Linked DNA regions of Mus musculus: regions 1 and 3 are each linked to region 2. A link is a contact called in ENCODE Hi-C or POLR2A ChIA-PET data. All regions are on one chromosome and are shown on one strand. The core of a region is the stretch at or near the end of the contact, and the rest is flanking DNA. Distances in the headings are between cores, read along the strand shown. Region 1 holds the start of Zfp984 (zinc finger protein 984). Region 2 holds the start of Zfp933 (zinc finger protein 933). Region 3 holds the start of Mfn2 (mitofusin 2).

What was found. A loop is a pair of places that touch in the nucleus more often than their neighbours do. ChIA-PET counts read pairs that join two places held with the same protein, here RNA polymerase II (POLR2A).
Region 1: a map of heart shows a loop between it and region 2 (2.4-fold over the local background). The contact joins the promoter of Zfp984 here to the promoter of Zfp933 in region 2. A Hi-C loop is called at or near these places in 4 of 37 maps with a recorded cell type or tissue (heart, left cerebral cortex and v-Abl transformed pro-B cells). POLR2A ChIA-PET finds 5 or more read pairs at or near these places in 1 of 5 experiments (embryonic stem cell).
Region 3: a loop to region 2 is called in a map of heart, with 4 times the contacts of the local background. The contact joins the promoter of Mfn2 here to the promoter of Zfp933 in region 2. A Hi-C loop is called at or near these places in 1 of 37 maps with a recorded cell type or tissue (heart). POLR2A ChIA-PET finds 5 or more read pairs at or near these places in 1 of 5 experiments (Patski).

What each region holds. Positions count from the first base shown.
Region 1 is chr4:147,808,322-147,813,107 of GRCm38, reverse strand. It overlaps Zfp984 (zinc finger protein 984), which reads left to right and starts at 3,320. Exons shown (of 6, transcript NM_001127189.3): 1 at 3,320-3,440.
Region 2 is chr4:147,846,552-147,850,775 of GRCm38, reverse strand. It overlaps Zfp933 (zinc finger protein 933), which reads left to right and starts at 2,358. Exons shown (of 4, transcript NM_198619.3): 1 at 2,358-2,498. The coding sequence starts at 2,496.
Region 3 is chr4:147,902,585-147,906,906 of GRCm38, reverse strand. Mfn2 (mitofusin 2) reads left to right here and starts at 1,998. Exons shown (of 19, transcript NM_133201.3): 1 at 1,998-2,249; 2 at 3,410-3,552.

The DNA.
Region 1 (4,786 bases), core at 2,071-4,570, 39 kb after region 2:
CTAATAAAACAAAAACAAAAAAAAAACCCTGACATCCAATTCCTGGGACAAGAATTGGAGGGTGGAATTTCTGGATATTAAAAAAGATGTAGAGAGGAGAATGCAGATGGAGATTTAGTGGGAGACAGAGAAGATAACAGATAGATGAGAACGGAGCAGGAGAGACGTTAAGATGTATCTATGTATGAGGTCATAGGCTTGAATTGTCTTAATTCTAAATGATAGCTGGGAGACTGCTCCAATGAAAGTTTTATGCTTTACACTATATAGAAACCTCCTTTTCATTATTTATAACACTGGTGTGTCCACAAACACTCCCAGTATACTCCTGTCCACACACACTTGTGTATATAGATATATAACATTTAACCAGAGTGCTTTTGGTATTTAAGTCAAATTAGACATTGATTGGTTATTCCCAGTAAATTCATGACATCATTGCCCTAAGCATATTTTGGGGGAAGGAAAAATTATAGATCAACGTCTTTTTGGTTGGTTCTGGTATATATTTTACTTTGTGTACCTTTCAAAGCACCTTCCATAAGGAGGACACTGGAACATAAGAGTCAATGTTCTTGCACGCACCAGTTTGACCTTTTCATATACAGTGTTTTGTGTCAGCCCTGTCTTTAGCAATGAAGACTTATTGTCAGTTTGTTAAAAGCAACCCCTTTTGTTGTCAGTGGTCTGCATTCTTTGGGTATTTTTATGAAACCACTTTGGCTAGCAACTTTCTTGATGTAACACAGTGGAAAAGACAAGATCAACTGAAATTCCATCTCTTTCAGAATTCAGAACTTCATTTGAAACACATTCATACACTTATAAGCTGGTACTTTAAATTTTTTTTTTTTTTTTTTTTTTTTGCGAACATCTTACTAAGACTACACCCATTATAACTCCATGGAGTCTTGCTCCATGGTGCTTTCCTATGCATTGGCAGAACCATAACTGTGACAATGTATTATATAAAACATCTTAACTTCTAATAAATGGGGAATTTTCCTGGACCTCACAACCAGAATTAAGGCAACTTGAAGAAATTTAAGTTTTAAAGCTGTGATCCTACTGAGGGTTTAGCACACTTTTCAAAGAACAATGTAAAAACTCACATTATTTTCCTTGGACTTCTCTTGATATCAACTTTTAAAACCTAACTTGATGCATAGATACAATGGCAATTTATGTACTTTTTCAAGTCCTGCTCAGAAACTGCATGAGTGTCACTTGATGAAAGCATGAAATGCAGAGGCTTAAAGCATAGTTCAAAAATGCATATACAGTTATGGGTATTTTTTGATAAAAGTCATATTTATAAATGTTTGTTGTCCACTTGACCACTTGGAGCCAGTTACCTAATCCTTTATAAAAGATTACTGTTCACTATCCCATTCTTTCCCCATGTGATGGTTCCCTTGATGTTCTAGAAGCACTCCAAAGCTCTCTCTCAAGGTCAGTCAGAGAGATACAAATAGACAACAGATTACACAGATAGACACCAACATGGAGACAAAAGGCAGACAGAAAGGGAGAGCTATACAAGCAGCCTTCAGGAAGTTACAGATTTAAACTAACTGAACAGACACACAGAGGGTGGAAGACACAGGGAAAATGAAGTAGAGAATTCAACTTTGGACTCACACTTAGTTAAATGCTCTGAGGAAAAGGCTTTTATTTCTTTCCTTAACTCAGATGCATTATTAATCACCAGTATGTTTAATCTACTCACATATGAAGAATCAATTAACTTGTGACTTTTTTTTTTGCATAAGTACAATATGGGGAAAACTAAAACTCAACACAATGGGAAACAAGTAGCCCTGCCATCTGAAAGGTGTCCATAGGCATAGAACCCTATTTAAAGACAGAACCCCAGGTCTGGGCTTGTGCTTCTGAGCTCTCACCGCCATGCTGAGCTAGAATCCATTTTAACCTCTCATAATCATCACAACAGGTTTTGAACCTCAGAGGTCAATGAGAATCCTGGAACTCATTACAATCATGAAAAGAGTTGACTTCCTAGCAAGAGTCTAATGAGACTTGGGTAAATCTCGAGTCTCCTTTCCCCAGCTTATACTGATATGCATGGGTGTCATAGAGTGTTACAGGGAACAATCAGGAAACCATTTATCAACAAACAGTGCAGTATGTATTGTAATTTTGTTCAAGTTTTCTTTCTTTCATCCTTTCTTTCTTTCTTTTCTTTCTTTCTTTCTTTCTTTCTTTCTTTCTTTCTTTCTTTCTTTCTTTCTTTCCTTCTTACTTCCTTACTTCCTTTCCTTACTTTTTTTTTTTTGACAAAGATCAAGACAGTTTTCCAAAGGAGTTTCTCTTTATTGTCTCACCCTTCAAGAAGTAAATAATATTGTGCCTTGACCTAACATCATTTTAATTCATCATTTTCTTTGATTGAGGCATCCACCTCCTCTACCTTTTCTTTAAGTCTGATAATCTGTCTCCCACAGGTTCTCTATGTATTATTTTTATTTGCCTTACTGCATTTTCTTTTCAGGATTTTTTTTTGGCATTTCTAAGCACTTATTGAAGTCAATTTTAATATTTTATATTGTCATTTCCTTCAGGAATCTGGTATTATTTTCTTGCCCATGATTTATTTCGTTTCTCTCTGAGTGAGTGGATTTACATGGTTTACAAACTTTAATGTCCTTGATCATGATTGTGGGTTTTCTATTCTTTGTCTTCGATATCAAATAAATTGTGCTCCTTATAGGATACCTATATGGTTTGCGGTTTGAGCCAAGGACATTTTATCTAAGTTATTGTTTGTTTTGGGTATCTGTTCTGAGCATCAGAATTCAAAGGGACTGCTTAATTGTGTGCATTTATAGCCCAGAGGAAAAGACTCACAATATGAGAAGTTAATATGCGTTGTATCTGAAGGGTTCAGAACCCAGGTGCAGTGTCCTACTACATCCAGTTCTGGTCTAGTCTGGCAGCAACCTTTTGAGGAAGCTGTGTAGAGTAGGTCCTGGGAAGTTTTGTGGAAGGCAGCCTGCAACAGAGTTGGAGGAGTGGTTCCTGCTGGGGAGGGTGGGCCTCCAGCCTGATTAGATGAGTTTAAGAAAAAGACAAATTAAAAGCAAAGGAACGAGCAAGCAAGCAAGCAAGCAAAAATTCAAAACACCAAACATTGCTGTGAAGAATTGGGAAGCTAATTAATTAAAAGGTCCCGAAGTAGGTAGGCTTAGAAGAATTGCAGGAAGCTGCTGAATATTGGGCGGGTCCAGAAGGCGGGGCTAGGCAGCATGAAGGGAAGTTCCGCGGTTTCATCTTTCTTCTTGCATCTCAGCTGCCTCGTGATCAGGAAGTTATGGAGGGAGACTAGCGCCTAGTATTTGCGGAACCTGAAAACTTTCTTAAGCAGCAGTTGTTGTGCTGGCCTCCTAGGACATTGAGCAGCTGGTCCTGTCACCTTCCAGGTCAGAGGAGCTGTTGGACTGGGGAACAGGCAGGAACTGGGCAGGCGTGTGGAGCAGGGGTGCATTTTCTGCCGCCATTCTCACAATTCAGTGTTTGCGGAACCTGAAAACTCCCTTAAGCTGCAGTTGCCCCTCCTAGGACATTGAGCAGCTGGTCCTGTCACCTTCCAAGTCAGAGGAGCTGTTGGACTGGGGAACGGGCAGGAGCTGGGCAGGGGCGTGGAGCAGGGGTGCATTTTCTGCCGCCCCTCTCACAATTCAGTGTTTGCGGAACCTGAAAACTTCTTTAAGCTGCAATTGCTGTGCTGGCCTCCTAGGACATTGAGCAGCTGGTCCTGTCACCTTCCAAGTCAGAGGAGCTGTTGGACTGGGAAATGGGCAGGAGCAAGGCAGGCATGTGGAGCAGGGGTGCATTTTCTGCCGCCACTCTCCCAATTCTGTTGTGGTATCTTACCATTATCAGGAAGTTTGAGATCCTGTGAATTGGGTTCATGGTGATGTTTTAATTAATTTTATGGGTGCCAGATTTTTTTTTTTTTAAATAACCCCGTAGATCCTTGGCCGTCTCTGGAGTTTGTGTATTGGGATGGTTGTCTTTGCAAAAGCCATAATAAAGCTCCTCAAATTCAAATTCATTCATGCTTTCTTAACTCCCTTGTTCCTCCATTTGCCATTTCGTTTCCCTTTCTCCAGGGAACTGGATAGGCATCCCTAGAGAGCTTTGTAGGTATTTGTCATATGGGGATCAGTGCAGATTTGATTGAATTCGAAAATATTCGTTATAAAGTACTGTTGAAAGACCCAAAAGGTGAGGACTCTCCCACGTTCTGACTCAGGAGAGGCAACACCCCAAATTACTGGAGAAACGGTTTTGATGCAAATTGCAAGAGGACTTTTATTTCAAGAGAGCTCTCAGGCCCACAGTCATAAACCATGCAATGCTAGAGGACTGTGGTATGCAGAGTAGCTGGGTAAGGGGGTATTTAAAGGAAGGAACCACAAGTCAAGGGGGTGGGGAGGGCGTTGTTGGAAAATACCAAAAATACCAGTTGAAAGTGGAAAGTCAAGACAGCTGTGTATGAGTCTCAATAACATTAGCACATTTGCATAGTGAGTTCCTGGAGTTGTCGGGGTGGGTCAAGGTGACTTTCTTTGAAAGCACAGCTTATAAGTGGGTGGATGGAGGAATGTTGCTATCTGCTTTATGATTAGCATACCTTGGGGGCATTGAGTCACAAGGATCTTATTTTTAAGCCTGACCCTAAAGGCTTACTTTTTGTTTTTATGTTTCAATTTTTAACTGTCTCCTGGCTGTAAATATTAATATTAACCTAGCAAAGTTATAG
Region 2 (4,224 bases), core at 1,109-3,608:
AAAATTCTGAAATCTAAAGTAGATCTAATCTCAAGCAGTTCAGACCAGGGACAGTGAGCCTGGAGTAGCTTCCATTGGCCTGCCTGGGCTATGGCCCAACACCAGAGACTGCTATGTTTACCCAACAGAAATCTAACCACTCCTAGTTCTGGGGGCTGATGTCAAGCACTGGTGGTCTGGCTTCTGAAGGTCTCTTCCTTCTTTTCTAGATAGCCACTCTCTCACAGGTTTCCTCATAATCTCGTTATGCTTGGACCTCGCTGAAGTCTCTTGTTTAATAGAATAGCAACCTTATTTGAGTAGGGCCTGATCTTAACCTGCTTACTTCCTAAAGGCTTGGCCTCCAGATACAGCCATGTGCTGGGGAGTTTAGACCTTGGACACACATGTGGGGGGTACAGTTCAAGCCATGCTCATCTCTCTTCTCCATAGCACACACAGTAGACGTTGCAAAAGGCATTTTGCAGATAAGATATCGATGTGAGGAGGCAGAAGAGATGGCCCAGCAGTTAAAGAGCTCTTCTTGCTCTTCCGGAGGACCTGAATCTATCTGGTTCTCAGTGCATCCACTGGGCAGTTCACAATTGCCTGTAAGTCCAGGTAGCCTCAGAGGCCACACACACACACACACACACACACACACACACACATCCACACACCATATATTTACATGGAGGTATGCATATAAATAAAAATGAGTATTTCAAAAAAGATATTGAGCTGGGCAGTGAGGCACCCCCCCACCCCCTCTCCTACTCCATCTTCTGGGTCTTGACATGAGGTTTAACATTAAAGTAGAAAGTGAGCTCTGTCAAGTGAGTTCTGTCAAATGTGGTCCTGTTTATCACTGGCCCATCATATTCTCTCTCTCTCTCTCTCTCTCTCTCTTCCTCTCCCTCTCCCTCTCTCTCTCTCTCCAGGGTTTCTTTCCCTTTGTATCCCTAGAATTTGTTCCAGGTTGTTCTAGAATTAGTTCTGGGGACCAGACTGGCCTCAACCTGAGTGAGTGATCTGCTACCACTGTTTCATAGTGCTGGAGTTAAAGGCATGTACCATCATATGCTGCTAAACTAGCCTATCACTTCCAACCCAGTCTCTCCTGCAAGGAGGACTGACCAGTCAGAACTCTCCGATTCTAATTTCTGCCCCGAGGAATGGCAGCCTTTTTCCTTCTCCAAGCTTGTGATTCCTGGGACAATTGCAGTTTCAGCCATCCTAGGAAGCCATCCTCAGCCCTCAGGTGCTGGCCACAGGGAAATCCCTGGTCACCCACAGCCCTTCTTCCTCTCTATGGACAGAACTCTGAGTCCTAAAAAGGTAAGAAGATGCATCCTCCATGTGTTCACAGAGAGGCAAAGGCAAAAAGCCTGGGGAATGTTCAACAAGGATGAACTCAGTGGCTTATCTTTTATGGGACGATCTTGAGTTTAGAACAGGCTAGAGCACAGGAAGGAAGAGCTGAGGAGGGTCTCCACATCTCCCCCATTGCAGACATTTCCTAGTTATAATGTCCAGCGTACAACCTTCCATGCGACTACCATGATTTCACAGGAAGCCAGTAAAGTCATTCACACTTTGGCCAAGCCTTGACTCTTCCACAGGCTGGCACTACAAGGTTCCTTTCTGCAGTCCTGGCTGTTCTAGAATTCTCTCTATAGATCAAGTTGGCCTCAAGGTCAAGCGATCCCTCTACCTATGCTAAACCATGTCTGCCTTCATTTCTCGTTCTTGATGCTGGACAGAGACCCCATCACTCCTCCATCATGTATTGTCGCTGAGGCCATTTCAGGTTTAACTAGAATTTGATTTCCTTGATCAAGAATTCTAGGAAAATTACTCAACTCCACTTCTAGGAACCCAAGGTCAGGATATCCTTGCTAACTTATCTCAACCTGTTTGTGCTGGAACCCCCTCTGGCTAACTGCTTATCTTAGCTTCTACTAGAGACTGCTTGTTTCTGTGAGGATTCTACTTTGGTTGCCAGATGTAAAAATCTGGAGCTAGGGCACTCAGTGCCCTCGGCAGCTCAGCTCACTCTCCAGTGTACGTATTGAAGAGAGACTGTGGGGTAGAGTTATCGTCCTATGAACCTCTGTACGCTAATCCTGATTTTTGCTGGAAATAGACCAACTCAACAATTTTGAACCAAATTTAAAGCAGGCATTTATTAAATATTAAATACTGACCAAGAGACAGACCTGGGTCAGTAAAATTCCCCCGGAATTTGCCAGCGCGAACGGCCTCAGTCACGTGTTACAGCGGTTTCTTTTTAGATATTCAACTAGACCACCGTACTTTCCCATGAGCCTTTGTTATTTCCAAAGAACTACAATTCCCAGCATTCCAGGAACTTACGTAGTTCCGGGGCAGAGGAGGCTTCCAGGTTAATTTTGAGAATTACAGATGCAAGCTCTCCACCTTGATTTCAGGAGGAAGAAGGGGAAGTTAGTAGTGGGTGGTCTGAGGGACGCTCAGGCAAGGTCCTAAGTCTCGACATGGTGAGTACAGGGTCACTGCCCATATCGGGGAGGAGCAGGCGGATGAACCTGGGGAGCTGGTGTGGTGGGTTCTCCTCGGGACTGGGTGGTAAGCGGAGGCCAGATGTGGCCACCTGTGGGGTCTGTTTTAGTTCTAGTCATTCCCTGGACCCGGTAGTGGGCTCTGAATAACGTCACTATCCGGACTGCTTCTGCGCCAAGCATTTGGAGTAAGGACTTGTGTGCAGGATCATCCTTGGCAAGATGCCAAACTCGAAGAGACCTGGTTTCTCACAGTATCTTCTACAACTTTTTTCCTTTAGCATTTAACGTTTAGTTGTAAGGTCCATTTGGAGTTCATTTTGTGGCGGTTGTAAAAGGTGTCTCACGTGTTGGGTAACACTACAATGTTAATCTGTGATGTAGAAGAATAGGATTTATGATGTAAAGGAATTGCAGTGCTTAGGAGAGGGTAAGTCACACCACATAGAATTTAGATAAGTGAGGATGCCATCTAAAACACCCTACAGATGGGTACTATGCTAACCATGTCTGTTAGATAGGATGCTAGGATACACATTTTTGTTCACTAGGATTGTCCAGAAATATGGCTGAAGAGCAGAACAAAGGAGACAAACCAGATTTACAACCAGCTGCTAGGCCATTCCCATTGATAAGTTATTTGTTCTCTGCTGCTCAAATGAGCCAGTTCAAGCCAGCTTGGATTATATTAAATGTCAGTTTATTGGGAAGCCGCTCTTGTTCACTGGCCCCAAGGACCGAGGTCAAGGAAGTTACCATGGTGAGAGAGGGAGGCAGAGAAAGAGAAAGCAGGCAGGGGACAGAGAGAATAGGAGAAAAAGAGAAAGTGAGAAGAGAGCAAGAGAGAGAGAGAGAGAGAGAGAGAGAGAGAGAGAGAGAGAGAGAGAGAGAGAGAGAGAGAGAGATTGCAACATGAGCAAGACTACACTGTTGTCAATTTCTTGCAAAGGAACAACTCTGTAGTGTTGAGGGCTGTTTTTTTTTTTTTTTTTCAAGTAAGGCTTTCCATGTGATGGGGGGGGGTGGGGAGAGAGAGAGAGAGAGAGAGAGAGAGAGAGAGAGAGAGAGAAAGATTTTGAATTAGTCAGTGTGGAGAGGAGTTTTGAGTCAGAACAGCTGAGTTGACCAGCCAGCAAGAGTTCAGGAAAATCTAGGAAAGGCGAGCTTATTCAGCAGTAAATCTCTGAAGCTGGGATTGTCCAGAGACTAGAAACCTTCAGGACTAGGCTAGGTAAATAGGCTGAGTCAGTAAGCCTCAGAGAAGACAGTTACCTCAGGTGAATAAAATCATTTATACAGAGCTCCTTCTCTAAAGCAAGGATATATGCTTGGGAAAGCTGGTAATGGTCTGCAGCCAGGACCTGTGGGGAGAGGTTGTGTCAGATCCTGAGAACCCAACTCTTGCCACCACGTGGGGCTGTGGTTGTTAGTCCCAAGTCCACTGTTGGCTTGTTCAGTAATGTTCCTGATGTATCCTGTGTTCCCTATGACCAGCATGAATTTGATAGACTCCTCCTGAGTTTGTCCCATTGTATGATAGTTTCTGCTGACTTCATAGAAGTCTCCCATTTCTTTCCGTGTTTCCCCTGTAAGTAGTATACAAGATGCTATTCTTCTTAAGAAGCTTACTCCAGGAGATACAGCTTGTGCAAGACCTTTATTGTAGGATATCTGATCATACCGTGAAACCTGAGTGTAACAAGAT
Region 3 (4,322 bases), core at 749-3,248, 56 kb before region 2:
CAAAACAGGAATAACTGACATAAGAAAAGCCCCCTGCAGTTGAACCCCAGTACTCGCTAGACCCATTTCTAGTGGCAGTCTGCAGTACTGGAGGAACCTTGCCATTGAGGGGTTAAAGGAAGAGCCTCACAGTTTGGAGTTCTGGTTTAGGCAAGCCCAAGTGGAATGTAAGATTAGAAGCCTGGGAATGGGCTCAGAAGTTCCCTCTTCTGTCCAGGTTGGGATGGGAGCCTAGGCCAAAGCTTTCAGGGAGGCTACAGCAGAGGCAGAATGGACAGGAGAGAGTTTGGGAAAGCTCCTCCAAGCCTCTGGCTTGAGTAAGATTCTGCCAAAGGGAAAGGAAACAGTCTTCAGTTTTGTACTCAAAGAATTCCCTGGGGAGGCTGGAGATGATGGAGGAGGAGATACTTAGCGCACACTATACCCCAAGGCAAGTGCTGGGTGTGTCTCTCCAGTTCAGAGTCAGATGTTCCAGACAAGAAGCTGCCCTATGGGCAGTGACTACAGGCCAGCTCCCATGACTCACCTCTCTGGAGACTCGTAACCGGCGTGCTGATTTACCTCTGAGGCTGTTTGTGGCATGACTGTACCCTGGCTATAGGGCAGTGCCAATCGGTAGAAAGCATAACATGGCAGCTAGGTGTGTCAGTGAGATGACTACAGTCCTAGCCCTTGGGAGGCAGAGTAAAAAGATCATCAATTCAAGGCTGGTTTGGGCTACATAGTGGGAAGCCTGCCCCCAAACAAACAAAAGCAAGGTCGCATGGGCCACAGACACAGTTAAAATATTCAGCTAGCCATATTATCTGCTTTTAAATACTTGGCTTGTTGTTTTTATTTAATGTGTATGGGATGCTGCCTGCATGTATGGAAGTGTATCAGAAGTGTGCCTGGTTCCCCCTGGAAGACAGAGAGGACACTGGATCCCCTGAATTGTAGTTACCGATGTGAGCTAACATGTAGGTGTTGGGTCCTCTGTAAAAGCCATCTCTCTAGGCCCCAACCATATTCATTTATCGTGTGTGGTTGATGTACACGTGCCCTGGCTCTTGTACGGAGGTTAGAGGACAACATTTTATGAGCAGGTTCTTTCCTTCCACCGTGTGGGTTCCTGGAGATGGAACTCAAGCTGTCAGGCTTGGTAGCAGCCATTTATACCTACTGAGCCTTTTTTGTGACCGCCACTATTAGCTCTACTTTTAGAAGTAAGAAGAAACGGGGTGGGGGGGGCGATTTAATTAAGATAATGTATTTCATTTAGCCCAGTTTATCCAAAGCTATAACAACACATCAATATAAAATTACTAATAAGGTAGTTTGCATTTCTTTTTATATTAAACATTGGGGCATTTCTCAGTTTGTAGCAGCTGCATTTCAGGGTCTCAGTAGCTACAAGTGGCTGGTGGGTGTTACTACAGAGCCCAGGCTTGGAGCCCTCCCAGCTTGGGGTCCAATGCAGTATCCCAGTTCTTGGAACAAAATGAGGGGCCAGTGAATGGCATGTGAGGTTGGATAATCATGTCCTGAATGTCCTGGGACTGAGTGAAAATTAAAAACTGCATGTTAGATAGCCAGTGCAATGACTGTCACCTAGTAGCTGCCTGATGCGTTGTGGCTGCTGTTTAGTTGCCTCAAAGGCAACTGAAGGACAATTACTTCACCCTAACGGTCTGTTTGTTCCCTTTGAAGACACTCGGATTATGAAATGCGAGTCTGGATTTCAAAACTGACAGGTGTTATACAGGGTCAAATTCTGGAGCAGCAACAACAAAAAAGGCGCAACAACAAAAAAGGCGCACGCAAACCTCTAATCGGTACCCTTGTCGTGTCCTGCCCGCTCCCCTCCCCGCCGTCCACCCTCTCCCCTCCCCCAACCCCCGTCCCGTTCTCCCACCCCTCCAACCCCTGCTTGACAGCTCGAGGCTCCGCCCTACCCCACCCTGACGGACGCTGATCCAAACTACAACTCCCATGACGCGCTGGGAGCCCCACCCTACAGCTTACGTCATCTGCACGAGACACGGGACGGTTACCAGGCACGCGGGGGCTCCTTTTGGAGCGCGGAGTTCCTAGACACTGTGGTATAGGAGTGGTAAGGTTGAGGTGACAGCGTTCAGAGGCCATCGGCTCGTCCGGGCTGCAGCGGGGCGAGTGACGAGCGCAGCCCCCTCCCCTCCCGCTTCTCTCGGTGTGGCGCCGGCTAGTGACGTGTTGGGTGTGATGGCCGCCGCGAGGCCGGGAAGGTGAAGGTGAGAGGGCGAGCGCGCCGGGGTGGTGGAACCGGCAGGCCCGGGCCGGGAGAGTCCTGAGCCACCCGGCTTAGGACGCTGGGCCTCTGGGGCCTCTGGGCCTCGGGCTCAGGCTCGGGTCACACGGGCGTTTCCCCTGCTGCGGCCTCGCCGTCAAGCCCTGCTCGGCTCTGAGGAGGGGGCGGGCCACCGGACTGAAGGCTGGGAGGTGGGCTCCTCCTCGCAGCTCCCCACACCCTGATGTCTCAGCCCTGTGATCTCCATTCAAGGTCCCTGACCCATTCCCGGTTTTCATCCAGTACTTTTCTTTTTTTGCCAGCATTTTTTTTTTTTCAGCACCCGGTTCACTGTACCCCACTTACGGTGGAAGTCTTTTTACTTATATGCCTTTTCATTGCACCGTTAAGACTCTGAGGGTTGGAGCTATTCTTAATCCGTCCCTGACCCTAGCACCTAACACATTGAAAGGCCACAGTGAATACTGAAAAAGATAGCTGTTTGGAAGGAGAAAGGCAACACTACTGGCCTCCATCTCTTGTAGTACTTTTCTATCCTGTTTTCTAGCTTTGCCAATCATCTCTCCCTTCGTCAGAAAAGGACTCTTGATTGTCCCCTTTTTGTCTTAGGTAGGAAAACACAAGTGAGCTTTGGAGTCACAGCTAGTGTAGTTTGGTGTCTAGCTTGGCTGCTTGGCTCTATACATCTTCCTAGTACTGTAGAGACCAAGTTTGCTCCATAGACTTGAGAATGGAAGGAGAGACTTTACAGTAGCAGGGATACTCTGGCCTTTGTCAGGTCTATTTTTCTTCCTCTCCTCTCCACTCCCCTTCCACTTCTAGTTGGCAGTTCCCCAGTCCTGAAGGCCAGGCCTTGGCCTGATTCAGCTCCCTTCTCTCTCTGGCTGTGTCTTAGCGAGGACCTCTTTGGTGCCTTGCATTAGCACATGGCTTAATATATTAGCACACGGCTAATGTGTTTGTCTCATTGTCATTGTTATTGTCTCCTCCCCCTCCACACACACACTTCCTCACCTGCTTCCTCAACACCGCAATGAGTAAGCTTCCCTCAGGGATGAGTTAGTTTGGCTTTAACACCTGATTAAACATATTTTGCATTTTCTTTCCTGGTGGCCCAGTGACCTCTGCCTTTTTCCTTTCCAGAAGCTTGGACAGGTGGAGTCAACACCATCAGGGGCCAACCTGGACCTGAATCAGCACAGAGGAGACCTCGAGTCCTTTTCATCTTTCTGACTCCAGCCATGTCCACGATGCCCAACCTGTGAAGGTCTCTTACCAGCTAGAAAGTAAGTGAGAGCTGTGGTTTGGCCACCATGGATCTAGATGAAGAGCAAAAGGGTGTGTTCTGCTGGCTCTCGGCTGGCGAGTCTCTCGGAGTGGATCCTGGAGCACAGAGCTCGTGGCTTCCAACTTGTGTCGGAAGGAGCTGCTGTATCTCCTTTCTGCTTCCACGGGGATTTCACTGGTTGACAGTTCAAAGCATGGCCAGGATCTGTCCCTCTCCTCCTTGTTTGTTTGTCCCTGTGCTGGCTCCTTTCCGTCTCTGCTTGGCAGGGGTTGGATTCTTATCATGGCTCCAAGAGTCTGCTGTGCCCTTTACCCTCTGTACTCTTTCGTTTCAATTTCTCAGCTTCTCCTCTGTTCCAGTTGTACAACAGACGATCTCTGGACCCGTTTTGTTTTCTCTGCTAGGAGTTGCTGCATATAAACTGGGTAAGGAGGTGGTGTGGATTCAGGGAGCCACACCTGAGATCCAGGCACCTTGCACTGATTTTTGCTACTGCTGTGCAAACACCTAATACTCCTCCACTAATAGCCTGGGTCAACGCAAAGCTCCTGATGGGCTTCGAGGGCTGTACTGGGTCTTTGTTCAGGGTTGTGTTTGTTTCTGATCTTAAGTTTATAATGCTGTTATGGTGTTCCTGCAACTTCCCTAAACTGCGACCCTTAGAATTTTATCTCTTTATTTTTTGGCTTTTTCAGACAGGGTTTCTCTATATCCCTGGCTGTCTTGGAACTCACTGGGTTGAACTCAGAGATTTGATTGCTTCTGCCT